Linked DNA regions of Mus musculus: regions 1, 2 and 3 are each linked to region 4. Evidence: chromatin loops called from intact Hi-C (ENCODE). Cell type or tissue: left cerebral cortex. All regions are shown on one strand. Region 1 holds the start of Ngef (neuronal guanine nucleotide exchange factor). Region 2 overlaps Gm33517 (predicted gene, 33517). Region 3 has its middle 16 kb from the start of Gm46099. Region 4 overlaps Inpp5d (inositol polyphosphate-5-phosphatase D).

Region 1 (8,000 bases), 170 kb after region 4:
TTCCTCACAAATGAGATTAGAAAATCCTAAAGAACACCCTCCCTCCCTTTCTGGCAGAAGGCAATGAGAAATCAATAGTCTGCCATACCAGAGCTCACCCAGCCACACCTCAGACGGTACTAAGGTAGGCTCCAGTTGTGCGGAAGACTACCCATCTCTGATAGGTCCTCATGGCAGCCAGAGCAGAGCCCGGGATGGTAGTGATGAGGATGGCTATGGACCAGAGTTGTAAAGGGAAGGCGTTGAGTGGAGTCACACCCAGGAGGAATCACAAAGGCAGGGCTTGGGAAAAAGACCCAGGGGGTGGGAGGCTTGTATTTCAACTCCCATAAGGCCTTGAGAGAACTGTGCCTCAGGAAAGCACGGGTGAGTTTCAATGTCCAGATTCAGAGGGCTCTCTGCCATCTCTAATCCTCTCCTCACATTGAGTCAGGGAGAGATGGGGGATTATGTCAGCTCCTGCAACCTGGGGATGACAGATCCCTCCTGCTTTGCTTTCTTATCTGTCGCTGTGACAGAACACCCAGACCAAAAGTAATTTAGGAGAGAAAGGGTTTATTTTAGCTCAAGTCAAGGCAGGGACTTGAAGCAGCCAGTCACAACACATCCACAATCAAGAAAAGAGACAGGAGCATATGCATGCTTACACCACTTAGCTCAGGTTTGGTTTGGTTTGGTTTTCTGTCTAACACCGTTTATGGGAATGGCACAGTCAAAGGTAGACTGGGTTTTCCCACCTCAATTAACCTAGTCAAGACAATTCCCCACAGACATGACTGATGTAGACAAGCCCTCCTTCAGACTCTCTTCTGTGGTTGCTTGCTAGGCTGTGTCATATGGCAATTAAACTAACCATTGCCCCTTCCAAATAAAACAACCCTCCCTTCCCAAAGCCATCGCTGTTTCTCTTGAGTCCCAGCCGCTGTGCCTCCCACCTACTCATCCAAGAACAAGCAACACTTGAGGCTGGAGCAACAACTCAGGTGTTAAGAACACATGTTGCTCTAGCAGAGAACCCAGGTTCAGTTGCCAGCACACACATGGTGGCTCACAACCATGTAACTCCAATAATTCCATAATTCCGGTTCCAGGGATCCAACGCTCTTTTCTGATTTTGAAAGGTACCAGTCAAACACATTGGTCACATACATACATGCAGGCAAAATACTCATATACCAGAAAAACCAATAAACACAGCTGCCTCAAACCCCCAGGAACAGGTTCCTTATAACCAATGCCCACAGGTGGAGTGTGGAGGGGGCCATGCTGGGGAACACTGTGTCCCACCCTCACCCTCAGGTACCTACAGAACTGGCCACACTACTCTTGACTTGAGATATTTCTCTCCTTATCCTCTCGTTTTATCTGAGCGCTGTACTAGCTAACAAACAGTAGGGTGCAGATCTACTTGTGGGTAGGGAAATCCTACTGCAGTTTCTGGAAACTTCTCCTTAACTCCCTCCTGGCAGCGTTTGGGGGTCGCTGGGAAAGATTTGGTCCAGCAGAAAGACCCACTCAGGAAAAACGTCTGCAGTGGTGGTGGTGGTGGGGGGGTTTCACACACACACACACACACACACACACACACACACACACACACACACACACACACACCTGAGAGTCAAGAGCAAGAGTGCAGGAGAAATAACTGTTTTCTCTCCAACTGGGAGTAGAGGGCATATATTCCCAAAGCATGATCTAGGAGACTGAATTGTAATGGGCAAGGGATGGGACAGAGGGTCGCCTCGCCCTCCCCTTCAAGAAACCCGGGGCGGAGCTATGAAAAACGACCCACTGGCAAGAGGGGAGATAGGCTGAGGCAGCTCTGTTCCCTCTGTCCCCGCGTCTCCCGGCACCCGGCGGCCGCGGGGGAGGCAGGCGCTGCGCGGCTCCGGTCCATGTGGGGAGTCACCGCCCCCTGGTCCGGGTGCACCCGGCCCTAGCGCCCCCACCTCGCCGCCGCCGGCCTCGCCCCCGCCGCGCGCGCCCCGCCCGCCTCCCCCGTTGCCGTGGCAACCCCGGGAGCCTCCAGGCGCGCGCTCGTCCGCGGGAGCGCTCTACAGCAGCGGCGGCGGCAGCTCCGGCTTGAGCCGCGCGCGCTGCGACCTCACTCAGAGCCCGCGCATTGCCCCCGGCTGGGCCCTGGGCCCCCCGCGCGGCTCCCCACCAGCCCCTGAGCCTACCCGGTCGCTGGTCCCCATGGAGCTGCTGGCTGCAGCCTTCAGCGCCGCCTGCGCCGTGGACCACGACAGCTCCACCTCGGAGAGCGACACGCGCGACTCGGCGGCGGGACACCTGCCGGGCAGGTGAGGACCCGCTGTATCCCGGCCCCCGCGCAATGTCCCCACGTACTCCCTCACACTCGCTCCCTAGGCGATGATCTCGGACCCCTGCGGCCTATCCGGGTCCTCGGCCCCCGGGCTCCTGCTGCCCCCCACTAACTCTAATCCGACGGACCTTCCCCCTGGGAGAGCCGTGCGTCCTGTTCCAGGTCACTAGCACCCAGTCCCAGCGTGGGATGGCCTCCTGCACCTTGTCCCTGGACGCCCAGAGTGTGCGCGTCCCGCCCTTCGCCCCTCTCTGCGCTCCCAGTCTCTGGAACTGGAGGACAGAGCCTCGAGTGGGGCCAGGGGGCACGGGACGGCTAAGGGAGTGGGGTGGCAGCGGGCTGGCAGGACCCGTTGGGGCGGCCTTCCGCGCTGTGCAGCGGCTAGGGTACGCCAACTTTCCGACGCCTGTCCGCGAGCTCGAAAAACATGAAGGTTTGGGCGGACTGGTGTAGGAGTGAATCACCCCGTCGCGCCCTGGTATGGTGACAAAAAGGGTTTGTCGGGCTCGCCCGGTCCGGACACGTGGCGGCCACTGTGGCCCCCCTTGGCTTGGAAGCTCTTAGGGGCAGTACCCTCCAGGCAGCAGCCGCTTGTGCTGACCGACAGTCGCCTCTTGCGATCTAGCCAAGGTGTGTCGTTGCTTAAAAATAAACAGCCGTCGCTCTCCTCCTTCTCTTGCAGCGAGTCATCCTCCACCCCTGGAAATGGAACCACACCCGAGGAGTGCCCAGCCCTCACCGACAGCCCCACCACTCTCACGGAGGCCCTGCAGATGATCCATCCCATTCCCGCCGACTCCTGGAGAAACCTCATTGAACAAATAGGTGGGTCCAGGGCAGGCAGCGACTCGTTTGGACCATGAGAGCCTGGTGGCTTCCAGGGGACCCTGGCTGCTGGGCTGACTGGCATGCGGCTTTTGACATGACTAGTTCTAATGGTTTCCTAGGCAGAACTGCCGAGTTTTATTAGTGCTGCACCACTGAGCTAATTTAGCTGGGATTGTGGTGTGTTTGTGAGACTGAGTCTCACACTGCAACCCTGGCTGGCCTGGAATTTACTCAGTAGCCCAGGCTAGCCTGGACCTCACCTCCTGCCTGAGAACTTGAGTTCCAGGGTTATGAGCTTGAGACTCTATGCTGGGCTTTAGCAGTGGGTATTGATCTTGATGTCTCTTGGAGAACACTCTTGGTCCAGCCCTTTCCTGTAGAAAACGTTGTTTCCAGAATGGAGTAGCTGGAGAGAGAGAATGAAGTCTTCCTTGACCTCAACAGGGAGGTCCTAGGAGGACCTGGAAGGTAGCCAAGGAATTAAAGCTGTACTGGGAAGCTCTGGGTAGAGCAAGGCTGGCCCTGAACACATGAGTAGAAGCAAAAGAGGCCCGAGTACATTCTGCGTCCCCCCTCCTGCCCCCTGCCCCCCACCCAGAAGACTCTTCCAAAAGGCTGCCAGGATGGTCCTAGGGAACGGCACTTAGCGGGTCCTGCTCCTCCAGAGCTGAGAGGAAGTTCTGTGAGCTGTTGGAGGTTTGAGGCATTTGTACTTCTAAACTGCTCCTGACATCAAACTGTTCCTCCTGTTATCCCCAGGGCCACCTGTGACCGGTTCTTGTTAATCCAGGAACGATGCTAGCTGCTTTGAAAATATTCTGGGATGTTCTCAAAGCCATCAGCAATCTATTCTTTTAAATACAAATTTTAGATTTTAAAAATATGACGCGTAATGATTATCTCCCACTGCCAAACCCTGTAAGGGACACAATGTCTCCAGAATTGAAGTGGAGCAGGCCCAACTGTAGGGAGACTTCTTAAGGAGGCTACTCTTTTGAGCTGGGAGCTTCCTACCCTGGCCCTGGGAGGAGAGAGCTGGAGGCTGGGAGATCCATCGCTGCCTGAGGGTAAACTGAACCCACTCTGGTTTCTGTCTCTGTGGTTCTCTAGCAGTCAGGCTGAGGATGCTGGGGGTGTAAGTGTGTCGTCGTTGTCTCTGGCACCTAACATGGTGCTTGGCATGTAGAAATTGCTTGTTAAATAATAACTGAGTAGCTTGCCCTTTACAAGTAGGCTTGGAAGATTTAAAGGAAACTGCTTTCTCTTTAGGAAGATAGATGCAGAACGGCTGGGTAGAGGGCGCTTTAGCTGGAGGAGCTGGGAACTCCCCTTCTAACAGAACAAGGCCGACCCAGTAAGGATCATTTCAGTAAGAGAACAAAGCCTCTCTACTCTGCCTTCATATCCCATAAGCAGGAGCTTAGACTGGGAACGTTAACATCCACGGGAAGGTGTGCTTACTGTTGGCACACATAGGAAACAACCATGAGACCTTGAACCTTGAGGACAGTAGTGGCACAAGATAAATCTATTTATATGAAAATTAGAATTTAAGACAAATAAAAATGAAAGATTATGAAAAAATGGTTAGACAGTTTTCATCATGGTAACCCCAGGATGGCAGGAGCTGGAGTATAGCTGGTGTCCTTTGAATGGTCTAACATGGCCACTGTTGAGTATTTGGCTGGAAGTAACAGTATGCAGAAACAACCGGTCTTCTGCAATGAGAGTGATCCATCCTGGTTAATCCTCAAGAGGTAGAAAGTTCAAGAGTTGGTTCTTTTCCCTACACAGTCACCCAGCTACATTTTCTTCATTCCCTTCCTTCTTTGGCTTTTGTGTTACAAGGTATCTGTTGTAGTTCCGGGCACCACATCTTCAAGCCAAGGTCTGTAATAGCAGGAAGGATAGTTTGCCTTCATGTGTCTACTGGAGATAGCTACTGTCTTAGTGTTCTATGGCTGGGAAGAGACACAATGACCATGGCAACCCTTAGAAAAGAAAACATTTAATTGGGGCTTCATTACTGGTTCAGAAGTGAGTCCATTATCGTCATGGCGGGGAGCATGGCAGCAGGTAGGCAGGCATGAGCCAAAGAAGTAGCAGAGAGCTACATCCTGATCCACAGGCAGGCAGGGAGAGATACTGAGCCTGGCATGGGCTTTTGAAATGTCAGAACCCACCCCCAGTGACACACTTTCTCCAATAAAGGCCACACCTCCTAATCCTTTCCAGTAGTTGACCAATTGGTAACCAAGCATTCAAATAGATGGGCCTCTGGGGGTCACTATTATTCAACTAACTACAGATTCCTTTTTTTTTTTTTTCTCTTTTCTTTTTTTTTTTAAGATTTTTTTTTTTTGTATGTGAGTACACTTTTGCTGTCTTCAGACACACCAGAAGAGAGCATCAGATCTCATTACAGATGGTTGTGAGCCACCCATGTGGTTGCTGGGAATTGAACTCAGGACCTCTGGAAGAGCAGTCAGTGCTCTTAATCACTGAGCCATCTCTCCAGCCCCTTCTTTCTTTCTCTCTTTCTTTCTTTCTTTCTTTCTTTCTTTCTTTCTTTCTTTCTTTCTTTCTTTCTTTCTTTCAAAGAAACCCTTAGATCTGTTCTGGGTCGGCCTTATCCTCTCTTTCTGTCTCCTTGGCTGGTATATTAATCCATACCTTGCATTGGATATCTTGGTATATTATGTATTGTGACAAAATACCTGAGGCTAAGAACTTTATATAGAAAAGAGGTTATTTACTGGACATTTTTAGGTGTAAGAGCAGACCATCCATTTCTGTTAGCTCTAGTGAGGTCCATGCCACACACAGGAAATGGTATCAAAGGCGACGACACCATGAGAGGGAAGCTAGAGAGGTCTAGGGCCAGACAGTTGATTTTAGAACAATCTCTTCTTGATCTAAAGCTCTGATGGAATGTTCAAGAGGAGAGGCCTGTGTTTGTTAATTACCTTCTCTGAGGCCCCTCTCCACCATTTGGCATGGAGACCAACCCAAAGAGCACATGAGCCTTTAGGGGGAAATGCTACACCCCAATCTTAACACTGGTAATGTATAAACAGTTAGATGGTTCCCCTCAGAGATCTGCTGCCAGCCAATAATCCCAGTGGATCTGTGTCTAGTGAGAGCCGCTCTCTCTGCTTCATGGATCATGAAGGAGTCCCACATGGCAGGCAGAACAATGAAGAGCCCTCCAGCCTCTGATGAATCTCATCCAAGAAACCCAATTCCCCAAAGGCCTTCCCTCCTAATACTGTCACATGGGCTTTAGATCCCCTCATAGGGATTGGGGATGGGAGGGGGAGCATTCAGACCTCTGTCCCTCAATGGCACCGAATGCAGGTACTGAGCCCACCACCACTGGTGAGAGCCTCCATCGGACCCCACCTACTTCCCTGAGCACACAGTGTCCAGCCCAGCCCTCTCCTCCCCAGTGGAAGGCAGGGGTGGGAAGGGACAGGGAAGAGGCGGCGTCCACTGTGCAGCACTTTCAGAAATACCATTTCCAACACAGCTACCCACAGTGCTGGTATTTTTGTCTCCTTCCAGCACATGTGCCACCAAGAAGTCTTGGGTAGTATTTGCCTGCAGTTTGCTGGCTATGCCATGTGTCTTTCTGAGCCTTTAAAACATGCTAAGTTAGACACTTCCAGGAAGCTTGGAAATGGTGATTTTTAAAAGGTGTTCAACCATGACTAAGTACCCACTCTGCTAAGTTACCGTGAGGAAGCTCCAGCAAATATCGTCAGAACGACGACTGGATGATAATTAGCTTGGAGGGCCAAGGAGGGGGCAAAATGCTGGTCACACAAGAGTGAGGACTTGGGTTTAACCTCTAGAATCCACTGAAAGTTAGGCATGGCAGCACATGTCTGTAATCCAGATACAAGAGTATCCCTGGGGTTCACTGGCCGGCTAGCCTAACCTATTTGGTGAGCCCTAAGCCAATATGGAATCTTGTCTGAAAAGAAAAAAAGAAAAAAAAGAAAAAAACCCAAGGTGTCCAGGACCTGAAGAGTGACACATGCCCTCCACATGCAAGCACACACACATGCACACACATGTGTACTCCAACATACACAGACATGCATGTGTGTATGTTGAACTGGTTTCTGTGTTGACATTGGACTATCCTTGGAGCGCATCAGCTATGGGTGGAGTTTGGCTCCGACTCTAATGCTCATTAGCATCCCTTCGGCCAGTGAACTACATGTTGCATTCTGTAACTAGTACAACTATTAAAAACACCGGATCTGAATCCCCTGAAGTTGGGGCTGTCCTGCCTTGCTGTAAAGGCTTCATGATGTACAGTCACAGAGTCACCGAGTGCCGGAAGCAAATGATGTAATCAGCGGGATGGATTTGTGAGGCTCCCGCCAGTGACTGCAATTTCTCCAGCCGCTGTCAGGATTCCCACGGTGATCAGTTTCTCTTTCCCCCCTTTCTGCTGTTTGCATACTTCCAAGCTGCGCAGAGAACGAATGGTGCCCCATGTCCATGCTGCCTCCACAGGGAGAACTTTGCAAGGATCCCACTTAACCTTATGCCTGGGTAAAGCTCCATGCCAGTGTGTCCAGCTGCCTATTGGGGCTCCCCTGCCACCCCAAGTAAACTTACATCTCTTTGTCACCCCAGCCTTCTGTTCCTTGCTTCTACCAATGGTGCCTTCAGACCACTTTCTAAGCTGGTTACTTGAATATTGATCCAGCACCAGCCAGCTGCCAGGGCTTGTCTTCTACCCTGTAACCATGCCATGAGTTAGGGCCTTGGCTCTGCCCTGCCCCCACTTAATTGATGCCCTTGTAGTCCTGGGAACTGCCATGGCCCC
Region 2 (8,000 bases), 49 kb before region 4:
GAAGGTGTTATGCCTTTCAAGTTACTGGTAAGATGGCTCACTGGGTAAATGCATTTGCCACTAAGCCTGAAACCTGAGTGTGATCCCACACAGTGGAAGAAATTGGAAGGGGAGAATGGACTCCCACAGCTGTTCTCTGATCTCCACACGAATGTTGTAACACTTGTATGCACATGCAAGCATGTGTATGTGTACACACAAACAGACAAAAAAATAAATGTAATTTTAAAGAGAAAGAAAAAATCCATGGGCTATGGATGTAGCTTCAGTTGGTAGACTGCTTGCACAGCATGCACAAGGTCCTGGGTTTGACTCTCTAAACTGGGCATAGTGACATGCATCTATTACCCTAGCACTAGGATCAGAAGTTTAATGTAATTCTTGGCTATTCCGAGAGTTCATGGCCAGCCTTGACTACATAAGACCTTGTGTTTTTTAAAAAATGCAGTCTGATTGCTGCTATAGTTCAGTGGCAGAGCACTTGTCTAGCATGCAAAAGGCCCTGTCTGGTCATCTTTGCCAACATCTATAGAAATTAGTGTCCATATTTATTGTTCCAGTGCAAGGTGGGGAGGAGAATGGGCTTTCAGAAGAAAGACTTTGACCTCCACAAACCTTTTTTGGGGCCCTATGTGTGATTCTGCAGAGTGGAGATCTGCCTAACACCCAGCCAGCTCCAGGGTGATCTCCCTCACATCAATGCACACTGAAGACTACATTAGTTATTTCTTACTGTTTCGATAAAATATTCCAGCCAAAGCAAATCAAGGAAAGAAGTGTCTTTTGGGTCACAGCTTAAGTCCACTATAGAGTGGAGTAGTAGTGACAGGATGTTGGGTGACTGGTCACGTTGCATCCATAATCAATACGAAGGGTGACATAAATGCTGGTGCTCAGCTAGCTTTCTCCTTTCTGGGCTATCCAGGATCTCAGTCCAGGGAATGGATCAACCACACTTAGGGTGGGTCTTCCCACCTCAGTTAACTGAATTCAAACAATGCCTCACAAGGAAGCCCAGAGGCTAAGCTACCTAGGTAATTCTTCACAGGTCTACCCAGAGGCTTGTCCCCTTGGGTGATTTTAGAGTCTGTCAGGCTGGCAATATTAACAATCCAGGACCGGGGCTGGAGAGATGGCTTAGCAGTTAAGAGCCTTAGCTGCTCTTCCGGAAGACCCAGGTTCAATTCCCAGCACTTGTATGGCAGCTTATAACTGTCTGTAGCTCCAGTTCCAGGGAACCCAACACCCTCATAGATATACATGCAGGCAAGACACTAATGTACATAAAATAAAAATAAAATTTTAATTAAAAAAGAAATCTCAAGGATTGAATTTTCAGCCCCGAGGCCAGAACTTGCCTGCTATGTCCTAAACCAACATCTGGGAAATCTTTAGGAAATCTTGGCGTCTTGAATACACCTCTGTAAGAAATAAGCACGCCCATGCAGAAGCACTCATATCCATTCAACTCTTAGCAGACATTTGGGCCTGAATCACTCTGGAACCCACCCAATTCAGCAGCCAGAGCAGCTCCTGAGTTCTTCTAGCTAAGGGACATGTCAGATCCCAGATGAACCACCTACTTCACCACAAACAAGAAAGAGGTTGGAAATGAATTCCTTTTCTCTGACTGAACTTTCTCTTTTCAGTTAAGGGAAGCTATCTATTTGCATCTCACCAAAGCTGCTTCCCTGAGAAATAACCAAAGTTACTTCCTATGGATTGAGTCCTGTCCCTTCCTGATCCATACGCAGAAGCTCTGAGCACATTATAACTGTCTCTGACATAGGGCTGACGTTTTATAGCTACTAATAGGTTACTACAGATTTTGTACCCAGGTTAGAGGTATTTTAAATAGCCTATCTGGAACAGCTTTCAGTTACAATTTACTCTCCTTAACTAAATCAGTATTCTGACGATATTTGGGAGCTTAGTGTATGGCACCCGGGATTAGTAATTACTTTATATAAAATAATGGATCCCCATATACCTAAGTCCAATAGAGGGAATGGTTGCAATTCTTTCTACTGAGCTTTCTATTGCTGGAAGTCAATAGCTAACAGGTTAGCAGAGACAATGGAGGATAGGATCTGGCATGCTCGGGGGGCACTGCTTTCTGTTTTTTGTTTTGTTGTTGCTTAGAGTCTGATGCCAAGATGCACAGCAAATTAAATGGCAACAAAATGTGTTTTTGCAACCAGCAAAGAGCAAAGGTGCCTTTAAATTTAGCATTCTGATTTCTTTATTTTTTTTTTTAATTCCGGCACATAGAACACGCTGTGAAAAAGAAATCACAGAATGACATAAAACAACCTCTCTGTCATCTGGGAGGCTATATTTAGAGTCATCTCTAAATGTTTCTGCGCCACTGGGACTGTGGGAAAGATTTTCCTTTTCATTATGCAACATTATGAGCAAGAACCAAGAATGTAAGACAGCTAGTTTTAATATTTTTTGTTAACACCATATTGTTGAATGGTGCAGTGCCAACAGCAAGGGAGAGCGGGTGCAAAACCTGCTGTCCATCTGCTGTGGGATGAATGCTAATGGTGTGAGTGGAAATAGGAGACTGAGGAGCCTAATGGGTCTGCGCTTTGGGCTAGGGAGACAGTTCAGTGCAAAAAGTTCTTATAATACAAGCATGAGAGCCTAAGTTAGGATCTGTGGAACTCATATAAGAGCTGGGGCTGTGAATGCCAGTGCTGGGAGTGAGAGGGTAGACACCATGTATACACTCGGTGACTGCTGAATCTAACAGGAGCCAACAGTGAGGTTCAGATGCAGTCAGAGACCCTGTCTCAACATATTTGGTGGATTGAGATTAGAGAAAGAAGATATTTAAAGTTGGTCTCTCACCTCCCCAGGTGGACACATATGTGATTGTGCATACACACACAAACACACACACACACTCACACACAGTCTGATGCACACTCTGAACTCTGAAACACAGAATCATAGGACGCATAGTATGAGAGTTGCCATCAAATAAGGCTAGTGCTCCCAGGGGCTGACCCTAAGAAAGCAGGAATCACAGAATTTCTAGAACCTCCTGGGCAGGTTGAGAGCCACTCTCTAGTACTGAGGTATTCTAACTTGGGGATTATTCCCTCCAGTCTTCTCACACAGGATTCTGAGATGTATTGATTTATCACCCTCCTCAGAACAGCTCACCAGAACAGCTTCCACTTGGGCTAACACAGAGAGTGGTGCTAGAGTCTTGCTGTGGAAGATGGGATGCAGTGTGTCAGGGAACTGTCACTCACACATTGGAAGCTGAGGGCTGAGAAGGCTTTCTGGATTGTTTTTCTTTTTTTTTTTTTCTTTTTTTTTCTTTTTTCTTTTTTCTTTTTTTTTTATTAGGTATTTTCCTTGTTTACATTTTCAATGCTATCCTAAAGGTCCCCCATACCCACCCCCCCAATCCCCTACCCACCCACTCCCCCTTTTTGGCCCTGGCGTTCCCCTGTACTGGGGCATATAAAGTTTGCAAGTCCAATGGGCCTCTCTTTCCACTGATGGCCGACTAGGCCATCTTTTGATACATATGCAGCTAGAGTCAAGAGCTCCGGGGTACTGGTTAGTTCATATTGTTGTTCCACCTATAGGGTTGCAGTTCTCTTTAGCTCCTTGGGTAATTTCTCTAGCTCCTCCATTGGGGGCCGTGTGACCCATCCAATAGCTGACTGTGATCATCCACCTCTGTGTTTGCTAGGCCCCGGCATAGTCTCACAAGAGAGAGCTATATCTGGGTCCTTTCAGCAAAATCTTGCTAGTGTATGCAATGGTGTCAGCATTTGGAAGCTGATTATGGGATGGATCCCTGCATATGGCAATCACTAGATGGTCCATCCTTTCGTCACAGCTCCAAATTTTGTCTCTGTAACTCCTTCCATGGGTGTTTTGTTCCCATTTCTAAGAAAGGGTAAAGTGTCCACACTTTGGTCTTCGTTCTTCTTGAATTTCATGCGTTTGGCAAGTTGTATCTTATATCTTGGGTATCCTAAGTTTCTGGGCTAATATCCACTTATCAGTGAGTACATATTGTGCGAGTTCCTTTGTGATTGGGTTACTTCACTCAGGATGATACCCTCCAGGTCCATCCATTTGCCTAGGAATTTCATAAATTCATTTTTTTAATAGCTGAGTAGTATTCCATTGTGTAAATATACCACATTTTCTGTATCCATTCCTCTGTTGAGGGGCATCTGGGTTCTTTCCAGCTTCTGGCTATTATAAACAAGGCTGCTATGAACATAGTGGAGCATGTGTTCTTCTTACCGGTTGGGACATCTTCTGGGTATATGCCCAGGAGAGGTATTGCGGGATCCTCTGGTAGTACTATGTTCAATTTTCTGAGGAGCCGCCAGACTGATTTTCTGGATTGTTTTTAAACAGAACAATGTGAAAACATTCAAGATTGAAAGGTTGCATTTAAAGTGTGATCACTTTCTAGGTTCCTATTACCAGAACAATTATCCTGGGTGTGGTTTCTTTGGTGTTATAAAGGGTTAATTTTACTTAAGGCAGTTACTTAATGTGATTTTTTTTAACCCTTAAAAAAAATGGGAAATGTATACAATTGTTAATGACATGGAAGTGTTTCCTTTTTCCTGAGGAAAAGTGAATTTCTTATCAGAATATCTGGCTGGCCCTGTAATTTAAATTAAAATAAAATTTTGGAGAAACTGAAAAAGAAAGAAAGAAAAGAAAAGAAAAGAAAAGAAAAGAAAAGAAAAGAAAGAAGGAAAGAAAGAAAGAAAGAAAGAAAGAAAGAAAGAAAGAAAGAAAGAAAGAAAGAAAGAAAGAAAGAAAGAAAGAAATGACCGTCAGAGCGGGAAGCATGCTTCATGAAGGCCGTGGTGGGGTCAGGGCCAGGGCTGGCTTTCATTTTCTTACCTAGCCTGTTTGCTAGCCTGCTTTATCTCAAGTATGGATCATGCATCTAATCCTTTGAGAGGCCTTTTTAAATTTTACTTATTTATTTATTTTTTTAACACATGAAATGGCATGACCAGGTATCCTAGAAAATCTAGAATAGCTGCTGAAATTCAGCTTCCCAGGCACCACCTAGACCGAGAGAATCAACTACCTGTCAATCATCCTGGCAGGGCCTAGGAACCTGCATTTATATAGGTACCTCAGGTAATTGTATGTAAAGCCAAGTCAGACTGGCCTTTTCTTGAACTCAGAGCCTCATGCACAGGTGAGAGTTCTACCACTCAGCCACACCTCCAACCCCCTTTAGACACTTTTTATTTTTGAGGCAGGGTCTCGCTGAACTATCCAGTTCTCTTTGAACTTCCTCTGTAGCCTGGGCAGACTTTGAGTTTGCATCCTTCTGCCCCAGCCTCCCAGCAGTTGGGACTCTCGCCAGGTATGACCACACCCGGCTGCATGTCATTCTTTTGAGGAATTCAGAGGAAGCCCAGAAGATCCTCATAGCTTGCCCTCATGCTTTACAGATGAGCTAGAGAGAGCTGCCCCCACAGAACGAACACAAACCTTTGCACGGCAGCAAACTGTGAAACCCCCAGCCTGGCTCCCACCTGGCGCTCCGTGTACTCCTGGGCCCTGCTGCTTTGTGATCAGGTGGTATTTACTTGAGGAGTAAAATCTTCATATTAACAGAAGCAAAACATAATTAGAAAAAATCTGTTATAAAAACCATTCTGCTTTCTAAGCCAAATCTAAATGACTCTGGGGTAAGGCATGCCAGAAATTCTACTTCGTTAGCTGGTGTAATTAAATGACTGCCATGCCAATTGTTGGCACTGTCTATTTTCTTAAACTGTTTGGACACTTGTTCCCCGTACCCCCTTCCCACACTCCTAATATACGTATAGTATGAGAGTTGCCATCAAAACGCTCTTACTCATGTTAGTAATGGGATGTGCTTGTTCTCCGCCCACCCTCCCTGAATTCCCTGCCTTCTCAATGTGCTCTGGGTTGCAGGCTAGCTCCCGAGGGCCTCTCACTAAGCAGGCTCCCCCAAGCCTCTCAATTCTGCTGGAGGATGAACAACGGGAAGAACCAGAGAGAGGTAAGAGGATAGAAGAGAAGAAGCCAACATATCTTTAACCAATACCTTTTTTTTCTCTTTCCTCTTGGATTCAGTTTCTTCCATTGCTGTAGATCATCCTGGGCTCCAACTAATTGGGTAACACATACCACACCCATCAATCCCAAGAAGAGTGAAGGCTTTGTGCCCTGTGGTCTTCAAGTGCTTTAACGTCCATGGCTGGGTCTTCAACTCTGCCTGCCTCCCTCTCTCCTCCTCTCTCTTCCTCTCTCCTCTCCCCCTCCCCCTCCCTCTTCTTCTTCCTCTTCCTCCCTCTCCCTCTTCCCTTTCCCTGCAACTACATAGTGAGAAAGCAAGCAATTTCAATGGGAAAACTACTCCTAGATGTAGCTACAGCCCAGCCTACCTGAGCTCTCAGCTGGCAGACATCACCACCACCACCACCACCATCTCATGAGACTTTGGAAATTTGTAAATGAATGACCATCCAGGTGTCTGCAGCCCCACTCTCCAAGAGAAGAGTGAAGCTGAATGGGGTGAGCAAATGCATTGTTATGAAAAACTGCCAAGCCATGGGCAGTTTGTTACCAGCACCAGATGACTGCAACAGAGGCTGTACAGCCAGACTCCTGTCTTCAAAACTGGCCTGCAGGTGACCCCATGTATATGAGAACCAGGGAGAGGATTCGAAGACAATAGATCCCCCATGGGGAGAGTTCAGACTGTAATATTTTGACCCTGTGTTTTGTACGTTGAACCTAGTAGGTACTTAATACATTTATATTTTGAGTGAAACAAAGAAGCCACTTGCAATGACAAATGGTACCCAAGTAGTAGATGTTAGCAAGAATAAATCACAGATATGGGTGGATTGATGGCACTAAGGCTTCACTGGGTTCAAAGCCTTGATAAGTGGGTGTTGCAGGTTCAGATCTGAGCTATTTTGCTCTGTTTAATACCAAACACAACCAGGAGATAGCTTAATAGTATAGTATAGTATAGTATAGTATAGTATGGTATGGTATGGTATGGTATATCTATATGTGGGAGTGGGGGTGGAGATAGGTTTAAAAGCTGGATGTGGAAGTTTTCAGAGAGAATGCTGTCTTCTTGTAACAGAACAGGACCTTAGCTGTTGTGACAACCCCAGAATGGGCATTGGATACACAGGGCAGGGTGGGAGGGTGGAGAAAGATCAGAGAGACACTTCTGGTGGCCAGCTAACTAAACAGCTGAACCTTCATAACAAAGATGGAAAAGCATACTTGTATGCCGTTGGCTCTGTAGTTTGGGATGTAGCAACCACTCATTGCCCAAGACTCTCAGTGAAGTCTGCTTCCCGGTGTGACCTTCTCTTGGTGGCATTTGGGACTGAAGGAAATGGACAGGGTCTGGCTCGGGGCAGGAAAGGATCAGAAGACCAGAGTCAGGGAAGAAATACGAATGTAGAACTGGAAACCAGTACAAGAAGCATAGCGTCCCAAGAGCCCTGTGTCTTACCATTGAACCCATATGCAAGTGAATACTGTACCACTGAGCTCTGTCACCAGCTCACGACTCCCCCCCCCCCCCACCTCTAAGTGGTTTCCCCAGAGACAAAAACATATAGCACAGTCCTACTCATGGTGAGACAAATAAACTTAAGTTTCTTTTTCTGTGGCTGTGACTGGACTGCTTGCAGGCTACTGTCCACCATGTTGGGGAGGTGTAGTGGCCGAAGCATGAGGGGACTGGTGACATTGCATCTACAGTCAGGAAGCAGGGAGAAGGAGCTCTCTTCCTTCCCTGGTTTTTCATTCAGCCCAAGGGGTGCTGCTGCCTGCTGTCCGTATTCAGGATTTTCCTCTTCTGCTAAGCCACCCCTCTGGAAACACCTCACAGATAAATCCTAGAAAACTCCCCATGGAGTCCAGCTGCCAGTGAGGCATCACCACCACAGTTATCTAGCTCCACCCACGACTCTCCTCATCCTTCACCC
Region 3 (8,000 bases), 150 kb after region 4:
GCTGGGGAACAAACCCAGGGCTGCTGGGTGCTAGATGAACACGGTAGCCCGAGCTATGCTTACAGCTGCTTGTCTTACTTGTCTAACAGTGACTTAATGGCTTGTGTTTTTTCAAGCCACAATTTCCTTTTGTAAAAACTATCTATTCTCCCACAATATAGGAATTTGGAGATGTAATATTCACCGAGGAGTGGAAAAGGAAGTTATGGTGCCACTACCCTAGAGAGATTTTAATAAATTGCACATGTGCACATGTGCACATGTGGTGGCTCTTTTTCCTGTGCACTTTATGCTTGTTTTCCCTCCATAAGACAGATCTTCCTATTTGATCTTTTCTTGTCTATTCATTTATCACAAACCCCTGTGTTCTAAATAGTTTTCTACACATGGATGGAACAGCCAGCTATACTGTGTGCTGTAGTGTAATGGGACTTCAGTGTTTTCGCCTATCAGTTAGAATTTAATTTTGCTACTTGTCTTAGGCAGAGTTTCTATTGGTGTGATGAAACACCATGACCAAAAGCAAGTTGGGGAGGAAAGGGTTTATCCAGCTTATGGTTCCAGATCACTCTTCATCATCAAAGGAAGTCAGGACAGGAACTCAAGCAGGGCAGGAACCTGGAAGCAGGAGCTGATCAGAGGCCATGGAGGGATGCTGTTTACCGGCTTGCTCACCCTGATTTCTTACAGAACTCAGGACCACCAGCCCAGGGACGGGCACCATTCACAACAGGCTGTGTCCTCCCTCATTGATCACTGACTAATGCCCTGCAGGCTTGCCTGCAGTCAGATCTCATGGGCAGGTTTTCTTAATCACAGTTCCTTTTTCACAGTGGGTACCTATGTGGTTCCTATGTAAAAGCAGCCTGAAGATCATGTCAGAAGTTCCTTCGTGCCTTCAGGGACCGAGGTTCTTTCTAGCATCCCACTCTGTCATCTTTTAAGATGACTGCCAGAGCTCCATGACATCACAGCTACAGTTCAGGAGGGAAAACGGGAGGGATGAGTGGTTGATGTTAACTCTCTGTCTAAGTGGATTCCTTGGAGGCTGACCAGCTGACACTACTTGCATCTCATTGGCTAAAACCACATTGCAACGACCTTTTGCAAAGGCCGTTGGGAAAGGAGTTGTTCCATGCCAAATCCGATTCTCTCCCTCTACGCACTGGCTTTCACTCTAAAGCATCTCGGTTTCTCGGCACCGCTCTAATTTGTATCTCTGTGCTGACTATGAGGTTGAGTGTCATTTCCATGCATTTCCTGGTTCTCCACTGACTTTCTATTGGGTGGTGGCCATTCAGGTCATTTGCCCATTGCTTGTGTATTTATTTTTACATTTGTAGTTCTTTATATGTCAAAAAAAAACAACCCAAAACAACAACAACAACAACAACAACAAAAACAAACCCAAAAACCATGGCCAAGCCAAGCATGGTGCTCGTGTCTGTAATTCCAGGACTCAGGACACAGAGACAAGAGGATCAGGGTGGATTCAGGGCCACTTAAGCCTACATGGCGAGGTCCAAGACAGTCTGGGCTACAGAGCAAGACCTGGCTCAAAAAATCCAAAATAAATCAGAACGTTCCTGTCCCAAGATGTACACTGCAAATATTTCTACCCATGTATCATAATTTCCTGCATTCTAGTGAGCATAGATTTTTAATTTTGCTGACATTAACTTATCAATGGTGTTCTCTTAAGGCTCACTGTTGTGTTTGCTACTCATCAAATACCTAACTTCCATAGACATTCATACCTCAAGTTCTGCCTCTCTGTCTCTCAGTCCATATGGCCACCCAGCTGCCTTAGCGCCATTTATATGAACGGCCTTCAGCTCCTGTCAGTGAGTAATATCTGTGCCTTGTCTTTTATTTATTTATTTATTTGTTTATTTATTTATTTATTTATCTTCCTTTCTTTTCTTTTCTTTTTTTCTTTCTTTCACTTTTTTTTTTTTTTTGAAACATTGGTCTCACTATGTAACCATGCTGGCCTTGAATTCACTACATAGTCTAGCTTGACCTTGAATTCATGACATTCCTGCTTCAGTCTCCTCAATGCTGGGGTTGCAAGCATGAGCCACTGTGGCCAATTTGTTGATTTTTTTTTAAAAAAGCTCCACACTATGTGCATATGGGTGGGTTTATCTCTAGACTTCTCATTGGTCTTGTTGACTACCTTGTGCCAGAACCACACTGTCTTCAATTCTGTAGCTTTGTGCTTAAAATCTAGTAGTGTGAGCCCTCCTACATCATTCTTTTTAAAGACAGGCCTGACTATTTTAAGTTTTGTGTTCCCATATAAATTTTAGAATCAGGATGTCAATTGCTACTCTCAAAAATATGCGGTTGAAATTGCTTTACCCTTACAGATGAATCTGGGGATCCTTGGCTGCTTCAATTGTTCAGTCCATGAATAAATCCCAACTTATTTAGTTGGCTGCATCCCCTCTGTTCAGATGCTTTAAAAACTAAGCCAGTGATGATGTGTAGGTCTAGGATGCGTTTTATACAGATTTTTAATTCTCGTATGTGTTATTCATATATGCATGTGTGTTCTGGAGTTTATGTGTGTTCATGTGTGTGACTATAGGTGTGTGTACTACGGTGTTCCTGTGGTGATCAGAAGATCACCTGGGGTGTCCTCACTTTCTACCGTGTTAGAGCAGAGTCTCTTTTTCTATGTAAGCTGTGCTAGTTGGCCTGCTCACTGGCTTACAGTGATGGCTTACAGCAAGCTTGCAAGGATTCTCCTGTCTCTGCCTCCCACCTCTCCATGGAAACACTGGGATCACAGATGTGCACAACTGTGTCTAGCTTTACATGGACTCTAGGGACCTCAACTCAGGTCCTGGAGCTTTCCTGGAAGGTGTTTTATCCCGGAGCCATCTCCCCAGCCTGGATTTATACATATTTTAATTAAATTTCTTGCTTTTAAAAAAATCTTATTTTACACACTAGTTTTTTCTATGTCTGCTTTTAAAGTATTTATTGATGAACAAAACACATTGGTAGTGCACAAAGATAGTTATCTTGTCAGTTGGGGAGAAGTGGTGAACTCTTACACGTTCACCTGGTATTCCATGATAGTGACAAATTTGCTTATTCTATTTTTTTTTATGTCACTGTCTTAGTTAGGGTTGCTATTGCTGTGACAAAACACCATGACCTAAAAGCAAGTTGGAGAGGAGAGGGTCTGTTTAGCCTATATTTCCACATGGCTGTCATCACCAAAGGAAGATGGGGCAGGAACCTGGAGGCAGGAGCTGATGCAGAGGCCATGGAGTGGTGCTACTTACTGGCTTGCTTCCCCTGGCTTGCTCAGTCTGCTTTCCTATAGAACCCAGAGCCACCAGCCCAGGGATGGCTCCACTCACAATGGTCTGGGTCCTCCCCTACCTACCGACTGATCAATTGATCAATTGATCGATAGTTGAGAATTTGCCCTACAGCTGGATCTCATGGAGGGATTTCCTCAACAGAGGCTCTTTCTCTTAATGACTCTAGCTTGTGTCAAGTTGACACAGAGCCAGCCGGTACAGTCACTTTGGGTTTTCTATGCTCTGAATCTTACCCTCTGTCTCCTTTCTCTTGTTTTTCGGGACTCTTTGAAGCTCTTGTTTCTCCTGACATATAGCACAGTCAAGTAAATCCTCAACAGCAATAATGTTGAATCGATATAGCTCTGATAGACATCTTTGTTCATTCCCTGCCACAAATCAGAAACCTATTCAGACTCACTCAACAATTAATTATAGAAAAATCCCAAAGAATCTAAGTCTAAGAAACGAAGCCTATCTTCACAGGAACTGGAGCAGCATCAGGAACCAGAAACACCCAGTCAGTTTCTCTGGGGCCCTTCCCTCTTGCTTCTCTTGTGAACTGCTCTGTTCTCCTCATTCTCTTTGTACAACTGGGAATTCTTCTCCATTTGCCCATAACCTAAATGGCAGCCCTTGCCAAGTTAACCTTTCACCTTGACCTTCGAAGGGAGAGAAATTGGTTGTCCACCTTTGGGTCAGGTATCTACCTCTATGCTGGTTAGGTAAAGGAACAGGGGAGAGGATTAATGGGCCATCCCCATGTCATCAGTAGGACCTGGGTCTACAAGACCCAAGGATAGGGGCTAAAGAGATGGCTTGGTCGTTAAGAGATGTTCTTGCATCATCAGGTAACCAACCACACACGTATGATATATATTTATAACTTATATGTATATAATATACTTATATATATATAATACACACACACACCCACATATATATATTCACACCAATACACAGGCATTGAAATAAATCTTGAAAGAAACAAAAAAGTCAGGGAGAACCAGGCAACCCTTGGTGTATCTATTGTTATCTGTTAGGGTCTGGATCTCGCACGAGAGAATACTAAAGGATGAAGAATACTAAATGCATGAAGTAAAAAGCTACAGATTGAGGTAGGGACAGCAGGGACTGCTGGCTGCAGGTTAGAGGACTAGTTGGCTAGGGTCTTCAGAATGGCTGCAAGAACCACAGGCCTTTAGTCTCTGAAAACTTGGGGGTAGGGTTGCTGATAAGAGGCATGCATCGCTTTATGATCAGTACCTACCCACAAGGTTCTAGAATTGTCTGCAGCTCAGACAATTACGGAGCACGATTCCATGTACTGAGTTACAGTGATGCTGGGCGAGGTGATCAGAAGGAAGCACAGTCAGGGCAGAACACTGCTCCTTACAGAGAGACACTGGAATGGTGCTTCATTTGCTGAGCTAACTGTAACACATCATTATTAGAATCGGTGTTGTGTGACTTTTCCCAGCGAGTGTATTTCTATTAACCGTAGAAACAGAGGTCAAAGGTAGATCAAAGCAATGATTCTGCCAGGTCCAGTGCGGTGATCCAATGGGTCTCCTGGGGTTACTTACAGGAGCATGGGTCAGGAGTTATTTGCAAGAACACAAGAGCATCAGGTAGGAACATCACAGAAAATCCTATCCCAGCATGGGCAAACAACTCACAAAACTACATTGCCGGAGTGCCCCATGCAAGATTCAGGCAGCTACACCACCAAAGGCTCCTCTCCTCCTCGTTCCTGCCAGCTCCCAGCCATGGTTTACTGCTTATGTAACTTGACTAGGTGGAGTCAAGTTCCGTGACTAACATCTACTGATCCATCTCAAACACAACCACTGCCATGAATTCTCTAGCACCACTAAAGACTCCAGTGTGGTACTGTGAGTCTGAAGTTCTGAAGCTGGACAAGGACCAGGTTCCATATTGGAAACTGTTTCCATGGAAACACACAAATGGCACAAACAGTTACTCTGGGGGCAGCTTGTTCATCAGTGCTTGCTCCAGTTGTTGCTACAAGAGAGCCTTACAGTAACAAAGTTTCTTAAAATAAAACACAACAAAAGTGTAAACAAGCCCAGAGACTTAAGAAGTAGTAGTAACTAACTGTAGCAATGTAGCCACTTTTTTAAAAAGATTCCTTTTCCAGTCAGTACACTGTGGACCAGAGGTGGGTGACTAGGAAGACTGTAGGGAGTAGGAGTGGGGTATCAAGTTTTAAAAGACAAGCAATTTTGGACACGGGTCAAATATTTCAAGATGCTAAGAAATGGTTGTTTATTTCCTCGGACTCTCTCATGATATGGCAGTTATTTTTTTTTCCCAGCCATGTGTAAGTCTTTGCATCTTTTGGAGAGACACCCTGGAATATTTCAGATGGGACAAAATGATGTCCAACATTTGCTCCAAAATAATGCAGGCTGAGGGAGCAGTGGGAGGAGCGGAGATAAAACACAGGCCTTGAGCAGGGAGGGCTGTTGGGGCCTGGGGTACATGTTTGAGACGTTCCTCATAGTTCTCTGTCTACTTGAGTGTGATTGAAACATCTCCATAGTAAAAAGTTTGAGGTTTTTTTTTTTTAATTAGGTTCATATTGAAAGCTTTTTAAATTGTTGTTTATTTGATTATTAGTCATTCTGGACTAGAACTGGTGGGTGCTCAGGGCACTAAGCTACATGCCACATTCTAAAGCTTATTTGGAAAACAAAAAACAAAACTTAAAAAAGAAAAACAAATGGTGCAATTTTTCAGAGAAGCTGCCCAGGTCATGGATTCCGTAATGTCTGCTTTCCCATGGAGCCCATAACCACCATCCCAGGGTTGGCACCACCCACAATAGCTTGGGCCCTTCCCCATAAATCACTAAGAAAATGCCCTACAGTCTCGCCTACAGCCAGATCTTATGGAGGCAGTTTCTTAATTGAGGTTCTCTCCTCTAGATGACTTTAGCTTATATCAAGTTGACATAAATATCCAGCACAAAGGACTTGCTAGCCTATGCCTTATAGCTCACATTTCTACTGCCAACTGACGTGACAGTGACCATTTATTTAGCAAGGGACATACAAACCAGCCTTCTCCGTGTCCACATGGGAAGCAGCTGAGCTCCCCACACAGGCTGCCCCTTTCTGTGACCCTCCAGCAAAGCATCAGAAGATTCCAGACCCTCAGCTGTGGAGACTGAAGGGAGGGTGGTTTCACCTATGAACGTCTATTTTTACACAGTCTGTGACTTACATTCCACAGCTTGAGATGCTAATTTCATATACTTTTGACAGCTGCGTCTTCTTTGCAGAATTTCTAATCTTTTTCCCCCCTCTTCCTGATGTTGAAGAGACATGCTTGCCCTTCCCCACAAGGCCTTAGAGATGTGGGCTTTAAAAGGTCACGTACCTCTCTCAAGTGTGACCCTAGAGGTGAATGAGTCTCTCTGGCCATCTGTACCTGCAGCCAGGTGTGGTAGGGGAACAGACAGGGGCTGAGAACTGCAACAACTCTAATGGAAAGTCCTGGAAGGCACAGTCCATGGCCTCACTCATCCCCTTTGCCATGTAGTAATACTTACACAGGCTGGGCGGAAGCTCCATGGTAAATACTGCATAAAGTGGGCGGGCTAGAGCAACCCTGTAACCCCAGCACTCCAGAGGCAGGAGAGGGAGCAAGAGCTCAAGGTCGTCCCAGACTGCATAGCGACTCAGAGGCCAAAAGCAGGCTGGTCAGTGGTGTCACTTGCCTTTAATCCCAGCATTCAGGAGGCAAAGGCAGGTGGATCTCTGTGAGTCTGAGGCCAGCCTGATCTACAGATTGAGATTCAGGACAGCTAAGGGCTCCCGGAGATGGGCTAAGAAGCCACAGTAACAAATCTGTCCCTTTAACAGTGAGAAAGGTGCTGGGCTCAACAAGGCATCCTGCTCCAAGTGCAAAGCCTCCAAACAGTCATAGAAAACACAAGATCTCAATGTGAGCAAAGTGGCGTTCCCTATTGCTGTGTCCAAGTACCAGACAAAAGCAGCTTAAGGAGCTGTTTCCTTCGGCCGCAGTAGAGGGGATACGGTCCATGGGAAAAGCATGGCGGCAGGAGCTTGAGACAGCTCATACTGTGTCTGCAGTCATGTTGTAGACATAGTGTGTGGGCTCAACTCACTTTCTAGGTTGGTTTGTTTGTTTAGTCCAAGACTTCAGCCTAAGGAATGGTTCTGCCCACAGGGGAGGCTCTTCCTAGTCCAAGTAACCAAATCTAGATAATGCCTCACGGACATGACCAGAGGGTTGTCTACCAGGTGATTGTAGGTTCTGTCAAGACGGCAATCAATGCTAACGACCACACAGACACATGAAGGAAACCTCATGTACCTTGGAGCAAATGCAGAACCAAAACTGGAGTCTTCTCTCCAGTCCTGGCCCGATTGCCCTCGTGGGTTTCAGGGATATGGGGAATTCAATCCTACATCTTTTTTTTCCATTTTTTATTAGGTATTTAGCTCATTTACATTTCCAATGCTATACCAAAAGTCCCCCATACCCACCCACCCCCACTCCCCTACCCACCCACTCCCCCTTTTTGGCCCTGGCGTTACCCTGTACTGGGGTATATAAAGTTTGCGTGTCCAATGGGCCTCTCTTTGCAGTGATGGCTGACTAGGCCATCTTTTGATACATATGCAGCTA
Region 4 (8,000 bases):
AGACTCACCTTAGCTGCAGAGCGAATTCAACCCTAGCATAGGAAACATGAGCCTCTGTCTTGAAACAAAACAACCAACAGAAAAAAAACCCCAAAATATCTATCCACATCCTCTCTCTCTCTCTCTCCCCTCTCAACATTGTTCCTTTATTATTAATTTATTTTAATTTGACAGAGAAAGCTGTACATAAACACCATGGCACACAGGAGGCTCTGAAGCATGGGCACGCAGTGGAATGGGTAAATCTATGTAGCACGGGCAGTGCATCACACAGCCATCCCAGTAGCCAGAGCACCCAGCTAGCACCAAACCCTAGCTCTCAGAGCTTCTCGGGAGTTCAGTTTGCTCTAAGTAGCTGTCACCAGTGGCCCTGCTGCAATGAATCTCTGGACTTATTTGCCCTGTACAAGCAGTATGCACTATTCTAAGCCAACGGCTTCTGGCATAGCCTTCCCGCTCAAACCATCAATCACTCCCCAACTAGACACAGTAAGGCAGAGAGAGCCCTGTCCTGATGATGTAAGCTCAGCTCTGTAATTTCCCTACAGCTTGCTACTCCAGAGTCCAGAGGCTGTCTTTCCTACTTCCTCTCTTTACCTTCCACCCCCATTCCATTCTGTCCTCACAGAAACATGGAAGGATAATTGTACCAATGACACTCCTCCGCCAGTGGCCAATTGCACCAAACACTCTCTCCACGCCAGGCATCACACATTTTGATATTCATTCTTTTAAGCCTTGTAGCAACATGCAACCAAGGACCAGAATGGGCACCAAACCAAGTCACAGTGACTGAGCTGGGAAACTCAGTTCTTGACTTCTAATACCTCCTGTGCTATTTACTGATGGAGCTGAGGACCCAGTACCCCAAAATATAGCACCCTGACAAGAAGGATGAGGAGGGAGAAAGGATTTTCTGGTCTTCCTCTAAGCTGGAGATAAAACCCTCATGTGACAAGTATGCTCTCTGTACCCGAAGGGAAGGCATTTATTGCCAAGGACAAACAAGACTGAGAGGAGTCTGAGCTTACGGGCCTGGCCAAGCTCTTCCCATTGCCCTAAACTTAGCCCCCAGCCCCTCTCTGCTATCACTTTCTAGCTTCCCACCTTTTGGAAATCTGGCTACAGCACTCTGCTTAGCCATCCTCCTGGTCCTGCTTTCCCTGTAAGGGCTTCCACGTCACGAGACTTACATGTGATCAATCCATTCTCCTTTCTTTTGGTAATCTGTCCTGGCTTCTGCCACGAACTCAAAATGCAAGAGGGAAAAAAAGAGCCCTTTTCTTCCCCAGTGCTGAGGTGTAGGATCAACAGGTCCCCTTTCTAGCCCCTGCCTGGGCATTCTCTCACTCAACTTAGAGGAGTGAGGAGATGTGCAAGTTGCTCTCATAAGCATGCAATCTCCACCTGACATCTGTTGTCTTCATCCCCATTTTACAGATGGAGACTGGAGGCGCAGAGAGGCTAGGTTACACAGCTGGCAGGAGGTAGAACCTGAATTTGAAGGTGGGCTTGTCCAACCCCATATGGAGATGAGCATTCACCCAGGGCTACCCTCAGAACCACCTGCATCCATAATTCAACAGCGCCAAGGTCTAGCCTAAAACTTCTTGCTTGGGAGTTTTTCCAAAGTCCTCTTCAGGAGGTTAGGTCATTCAACATTCCCATTGCCCTCCTATTCCATTCTACACTGTCCCCACATCTATTTCTGTTCTTTAAGATCCTGTCACTCCACCTTATGCACTCGCTGGGAGACTCTTCCCTCAGGCACCTGTCCAACCAGTAGCTTTTTTGAGATCTCAGCTCACAAGCTCATTGCTTAAAAGGGCTAGCCTCCTCTGTCCATTCTCTCTTCCCAAAGGATCTTTACCTATCATGCTGTCCTGATTTCTTCAAAGCTTCCGAGTAGCTGAAGCCACTGTATTGGTAGATTTAGCTGAGAATTATTCACCCTCAATGCACCAGAATACAAATTGCATGTGGGCAGGGACCATATGGGTGGCTTGCTTCTCTGGATGCTGCTCTGCCCACAGCAGCTTCTCCGCCAGCTGTCATGGGGAACTTTCCTGCTGTGTGTACAAATACTGGACAGTACAACAGACAGAAGAGCTGCAGTGGCTCAACGGTGTCCATGAGGAGAGCTGGTGGAAAGGAAGCTGGGTGTTGGGCTGTCCCTCATGTTGTTCACTCAATCTTTCTCATCCCTGAGAACTGGAAACTGAGGTTCAGAGAGACGGGTCAAGGTCCCCCAGCTGCCAAGTGACAGAGCGGCAGTGAGAGTTTGGACCATTTAGACGCAGGCTTCATATACTTCAGCTCCACAGGGTTAGTGATTTGCTATGGGTGGTAACCCAGCAGCTCTGCCAACAATACCGTGAGTACAGGGCCTGTCCCGGCACAGTGAGGTAACTGCATGCTTGCAGGGAAGAGGACAGTCACACAGACACATGAAATCACCGTGTGTACACAGGACTGCTATGGGGCAGTTGTGACAAATTTATAATCTCATTTTCAGGGCTGGCGGCTAAGTATGCAGGGGAGGCCCCTAAGGAGTGCCCTTGTATCAGGAAAAGACTTCCATAGGCAGGGAGCGGCTTGGGGAGCACCCATGGACAGGGACTACCCTGCAAAGGGGGTGGGACTGGCTTTTGCTGACAATCACTGAGGTGGTTTGAATGAGAATGGCTCCCATAGACACATATATTTGAATGTTTGGTTTCCAACTGCTGGAACTGTTTAGGAAGGATTGGGAGGTGTGGCCTTGTTGGGGGAGATGTGGCACTGGGGGCGGGGCTTTGTGATTTCAGAAGCTGACGGCATTTCTAGTTTGCCCTCTCTGCTTTATGCTTGTGAACCAAGACGTAGTTTCTCAGCTACTGATCCAACGCCACACTCCCCTGCCTGGTACCATGCTCCCCATTGTGATGGTCATGGGCTCTAACCCCCTGGAGCTGTGAGTCCCACATCAAACACTTTATTTTGTAAGTGGTCTTGGTCATGGTGTTTTGTCATAGCAATAGAAAAGTAACTAAGACAGTCGCTGTTGACATCTAGTCACTGGTCATTCATAAGAGCTCTCACACAGGAACCAGAACATGGGGTGTGTGTTGCAGGGTTGGGGTGGGTGGCTTACTTTTTTTGTGGCTGTAGAACTTGTCCTCAGAACCATCCTTGGACTTCTTAACGATCAGTTTCCCAGACTCAACGTCCACTTTGAGATGCATTTTCTGAGGAATGCCCAGGGACTCTGACTTCACCTTCAGAGCATAAGACATGCAGTCAGTGGCTGGCTTTGGTGATGTCAACTCTGATTTATCTACATGGCTGGGATGGTCAATGTCCCGGGTGAGGCTATCTGGCTCGCTATTCCCAGGCTTTTCCCACCCTGGCCTGATAACACCCCTATATTCCATAGCATGCTGGAAAAATGGCTGGCACCGCGGCTGAGCCCAGCTCGCCCATGTGTAACCCAGCTGCTCCACCAACAGATTTGGTGGAGGAAACAGATGAACTGTTGGGAAATGGTTCATTCACTGATGAGTTTGACAACACTTATTAATCTGATGTGTCATCTACTTCCGGAAAGAATCTTAGCAATAGATTCACACTCTGGGGCCTTGTTACAACCGCTAATTGAACATCGACTGGTAATAATTAGGAAGACGATTCCTACGCAGACATGTTTAGAAAATGAAAAGCTAAGCTGGGTGTGGTGGAAGGTTTAGGTAGACTCAAGGAGGCTATTTGGGGGTCCTATCTCATGAAAACAAAAATAAAAACAAACAAAAAAGCCCCCCTAAAGCCAGGAGCAGTAGAGAAGTCAGGCAAGATGGTTTTGTGGGAAAAGGAATCTGCCACCAAGCATGGCAATCTGGAGTCAATCTCTTGGGACCCACACGGTAGGAGAGATCCACTCTTGCAAGCTGTCCTTTTCCTTCATATTCTCTCTCTCTCTCTCACTCACTCACTCACTCAGCACACACACGATAGACAGACAGACACACAGACAGACAGACAGACAGACAGACAGATGATAGATAAATGTGAAATTTAAAAAACCAAGGTGGTAAGAAGAAATGGAAATCTGTTTTTTGTGAGACTCCTCTCAGGGATGAAGAGGGCTTTGGGGTGGGCAGTGGGGTGTCTCATAAAGGCAGGACCAAGTTGAGCTGGAAGTACAAGAATCATGGGGGTCCATTAAGAAAAATACACCTGGGCTGGCGAGATGGCTCAGTGGGTAAGAGCCACTGACTGCTCTTCCAGAGGTCCTGAGTTCAAATCCCAGCAACCACATGGTGGCTCACAACCATCTGTAATGAGATCTGGCGCCCTCTTCTGGTTCATCTGAAGTCAACTACAGTGTACTTATGTATAATAATAAATAAACCTTTAAAAAAAGAAAGAAGGAGCTGGGCGTGGTGGCGCACGCCTTTAATCCCAGCACTTGGGAGGCAGAGGCAGGCGGATTTCTGAGTTCGAGGCCAGCCTGGTCTACAAAGTGAGTTCCAGGACAGCCAGAGCTATACAGAGAAACCCTGTCTCGAAAAACAAAAAAAAAAAAAAAAAAAGGAAGGAAGGAAGGAAGAAAGAAAGAAAGGAAGAAAGAAAGAAAAAGAAAGAGAAAGAACCACCTTTCTAGGTCTCCACTTAAGCCAGTCATTTTTAAGGAAATCATAAGAATTGTTTTCTCCCCCAAAAAACAAGAAACAAAAAACTAAAAAGCTGGGTGGTGGTGGCGCACGCCTTTAATCCCAGCACTTGGGAGACAGAGACAGGTGGATTTCTGAGTCTGAGGCCAGCCTGGTCTACAAAGTGAGTTCCAGGACAGCCAGGGCTACACAGAGAAACCCTGTCTCAAAAAAAAAAAACAAAAAAACAAAACAAAACAAAACAAAAAAACCAAACCCCCAAAACAAAAATAATTGTTTTCTCCCACTGTTCCTGTACCAGACACCATTTTATAGGCAACGTGTGGCCCTCAGTTTGATGTCACTTCTCCTTCCTATTTTAAGGAGGTTCATACCATCTTGGACCAATGGGGAGCTCTTTCGTTGCAGCCTCCCATGAGGGGTACTTCACTGGTGCATTTAGGCAGCGATTTTAGTGTTTACCCACTGCCCCAGCGAGGTGGCTGGCCTGACTACTATTCTCTGCCATTGAGTTCCTCGCTCCTCACAGCCTAAATCAAAAGCACTCTCTTCACAGGAACCGACGGCCAAATACTGCTCCAGAATCACTCACCTCAAAGGTGACCGGAGGGATAAGGGAACGCCTGTTGGTAGATTCTGAGCCCTCGTGCAGCAAGGACTTGACCTGTGGACAGCAGGAATGTCAGCGAGTCATAGGAATGCAGAACCTGGGACTTGGACACTCAGTGCAAATAGGGGACTGCAGAGAAATCAGGAGGTGCTACAGGACACCTGTGAGTACCTTATCTTCAATGGAAGACAGCAGACTTGTCAATTGGCTGAGTTTGGCAACCATGGTGATGGGACTGGCCTCTCCGGGCACCTGGGTAATGAAAATGAGAACAAGGTCTGTCTGAGGGTGAGCTGTGGGGTGGGCACTGGATACCTTCCTTGCTGGTCCTCTTTCCACCTTCTACCTTCCAGTACCATTATCACCCCGTCTGTAGACAAGGACATGATGGGGTGTGTATGTATGTGTGTGTGTGCACCCCAAATTCCTCATGGCCAAAAAAATAGATCTTCACTTCTTCCCTCTAACTCCACCTCACCCACAGTGCTTCTCACCCCACCTACACAGTCCTTAAAATCTCTGGGGCCGTCCTCGATCATCCATCACCTTCCCGCCCTCCTACATTGCCTGAGCTGCTGGTGTTCTTGTTCGCCTTCCAAAATATACCCATCCCCACAGCTTAAAACCCTCACTGGTCTCTTCCCACAGTAGGCTGAACCACAGGCAAGCTCCAAAGCCTGTCTCTGGAGGTGCTGCAGGCTTAGATGCTCCACTCTGAGCCTTTTCCTCCTCACTTCTGGTCTTCCTCCAGCTACTCTTGCTGAGGAGTAACCAGAGGCTTGGATTTCATCTAGGAAGGGCGCTCTGCCATCTAGATCTCAGATCCCATCAAGAGCTGCTCCCGGACTACTGCAGCTCAGGCAAGCCCTTCGTTGTCTCTGTCAAATCACCCTGCTGTGGTCTGTATCATTTGTGAGTTGTGTGTAAAATTCCCCTGCTAGAATGTGGACTCCATGACAGTTGAAACCACCATACTGTGTTCAGTGTTTTAACCCTGGTGTTTGGCCAATAAAGATACTTAAAGGACCTGTTTGGTGGCCATTACAGCTCAGAACCCTATAGTTACTTGTCTAAAGACAAATAGCTAATAAATTGCTATACCAGACTGGGACTGGTACCCACATATGCTGGACCTGACTCCAACCATATATTTATAGATTTATGCAAGGCTGAAACATGGGCTGCATGAGTGAAGGTCCCAAGTACAATCCCAAGCAACGAAGAAAGAAAGGTCAAAACAAAGCTAAACTCTACAGTATCTACCTTACCGTGGACATGCTTTCCTGCTGGAGAGGTGGAGCTAACAAGCTACCCACCCTTACCTAAGGATGTAAGATGAACAAACTTGATGTGTATATAACTAACTTGAACAGTAGCCCTTTATCCCAGCCCTTGCTTATGCATGGGCTTACAGGCTTGTACTGTCAAACATGGCCTTGGCTACACTGTTGAAAGGGCTTTGCAGGCCCGATACAGGGCACATGCCCTCCCTTGGCCAGCAACTATTTTGACTGTTGTGTTTCTTTTGAACCTCTCTAGCAGCACTTCTCTGCACTCCCCAAGGAAAGGGGCTCTACAGCGGCAAGAGTCAGTGCCCTTTCAAGATGCCAGGCATACTGGACATATCTGTTCCTTTTCTCCTCGTGTAGGGTAGGAAATTACTACACGGCAAGGGAAGGAAGAACTCTGGAGATGTCACTCTGAACTCAGGCCTGGAGCCAGTTTTCTTTCCTCTACCCCTTGTAGCAGGTCAGCCCCCTGGACTGTGAGATCTGAAGGCCTATCAAGATAAGACATTCTTGGGGGACTAACAGATAGCTTAGTGGTTAAGAGTACTTTCCAGTTTTCCAGAGGACTTGAGTTCAGTTCGCAACACCCACTGGACAGCTTACAACTGCCTAGAACTCCGGTTTCTGGGGGTCCAACACCCTCTTCGGAGTTCTGTGGACATCTGCACACATTATACTCTGTCTGTCTGTCTGTCTGTCTGTCTGTCTGCCTTTCTCTCTCCAAACAAGGAGAGCTGCATGTGGTGGCACATGCTTTTATTTCCAGCAATGAGGAAGCAGAGGCAGGAGGATCTCTGTGAGTTAGAGAGAGAGAGAGAGAGAGAGAGAGAGAGAGAGAGAGAGAGAGAGAGAGAAAGAGAGTGCAATATTCTCTGCTTTATGGGAGGTTAGGAATGAGACCTGAATTCTACTACTGGTAGAGGTTGCCACTCTGTTCTGCGTCATACTGCCCCTTGGACTTACCCTGGCCACTGCAGGCCCAACTCTGGAGACCTGGTCTCTCTCCTCACCTACTTCAAATACTTGGGGTGTGCTCTTCCATTCAAGCCACTTAAACGCTGGTGTCTGGCAGCATCCGTGGTGCCTGCACTACATTTGCTTTTACTTTCTTAGAAATTAACCCATCCTTCACTTCAAAGGCAGCAAAGAGCCAGTTTCCCCGGGCTGATGCATATTTTTAGTTGTATAAATAGAACACAAATACATTTTCCCTGTGAAATCTTTGTGGGAGACCAAAATAGGCCGCCTCTAAATATTCTTCTCTGGCATATTTCGAGATGGCTATTCAGAGCAACCTTAGATAGAAACAGCTCTGAAAAGCTGTCCTTTTGTAAAACAGATTATATCCAGCCCCATTAGTCAGTCAAAGGAGGTGGAGACGAGGGTCTCTGTCTGCCCTCTCCTCCTCTGACTTTTCTGGCACTAAGCAAGCTCATGTGCCCAGGACCCTTG

The links. Peaks named below come from ENCODE experiments on the same cell type or tissue, not always from the same donor. Only the 100,000 strongest peaks of a DNase experiment are listed, where the experiment ranks them.
Region 1: a loop joins it to region 4, with 2.1 times the contacts of the local background. A loop is called at or near these places in 3 of 42 quality-filtered maps.
Region 2: it touches region 4 in a loop (4-fold over the local background); 2 of 42 quality-filtered maps call a loop at or near these places.
Region 3: it touches region 4 in a loop (4-fold over the local background); 2 of 42 quality-filtered maps call a loop at or near these places.

The regions. Positions count from the first base shown.
Region 1 is chr1:87,504,399-87,512,398 of GRCm38, reverse strand. It overlaps Ngef (neuronal guanine nucleotide exchange factor), which reads left to right and starts at 2,037. Exons shown (of 13, transcript NM_019867.2): 1 at 2,037-2,306; 2 at 3,012-3,154. The coding sequence starts at 2,200. In left cerebral cortex, CTCF peaks have their summits at 1,392 and 4,432; DNase peaks (open chromatin) are centred at 3,936, 4,345, 6,665, 7,433 and 4 more places; H3K4me3 peaks cover 5,444 bases; H3K27ac peaks cover 6,689 bases.
Region 2 is chr1:87,727,855-87,735,854 of GRCm38, reverse strand. Gm33517 (predicted gene, 33517) reads left to right here. Exons shown (of 4, transcript NR_157047.1): 4 at 6,118-7,287. Among named protein-coding and RNA genes, the nearest start is that of Gm33470, 7.0 kb to the right of the region's middle. In left cerebral cortex, no CTCF peak of the experiment used is centred here; DNase peaks (open chromatin) are centred at 1,523, 2,438, 3,128 and 5,828; H3K27ac peaks cover 2,949 bases.
Region 3 is chr1:87,531,486-87,539,485 of GRCm38, reverse strand. It overlaps a transcript of Ngef not described here. Among named protein-coding and RNA genes, the nearest start is that of Gm46099, 16 kb to the left of the region's middle. In left cerebral cortex, no CTCF peak of the experiment used is centred here; DNase peaks (open chromatin) are centred at 2,322, 3,579, 5,183, 6,407 and 1 more place; H3K27ac peaks cover 710 bases.
Region 4 is chr1:87,679,000-87,686,999 of GRCm38, reverse strand. It overlaps Inpp5d (inositol polyphosphate-5-phosphatase D), which reads right to left. Exons shown (of 27, transcript NM_010566.3): 7 at 5,431-5,511; 8 at 5,242-5,313; 9 at 3,134-3,257. Among named protein-coding and RNA genes, the nearest start is that of Gm33470, 42 kb to the left of the region's middle. In left cerebral cortex, a CTCF peak has its summit at 4,323 (motif pointing left); DNase peaks (open chromatin) are centred at 1,220, 1,999, 5,883, 7,743 and 1 more place; H3K27ac peaks cover 5,737 bases.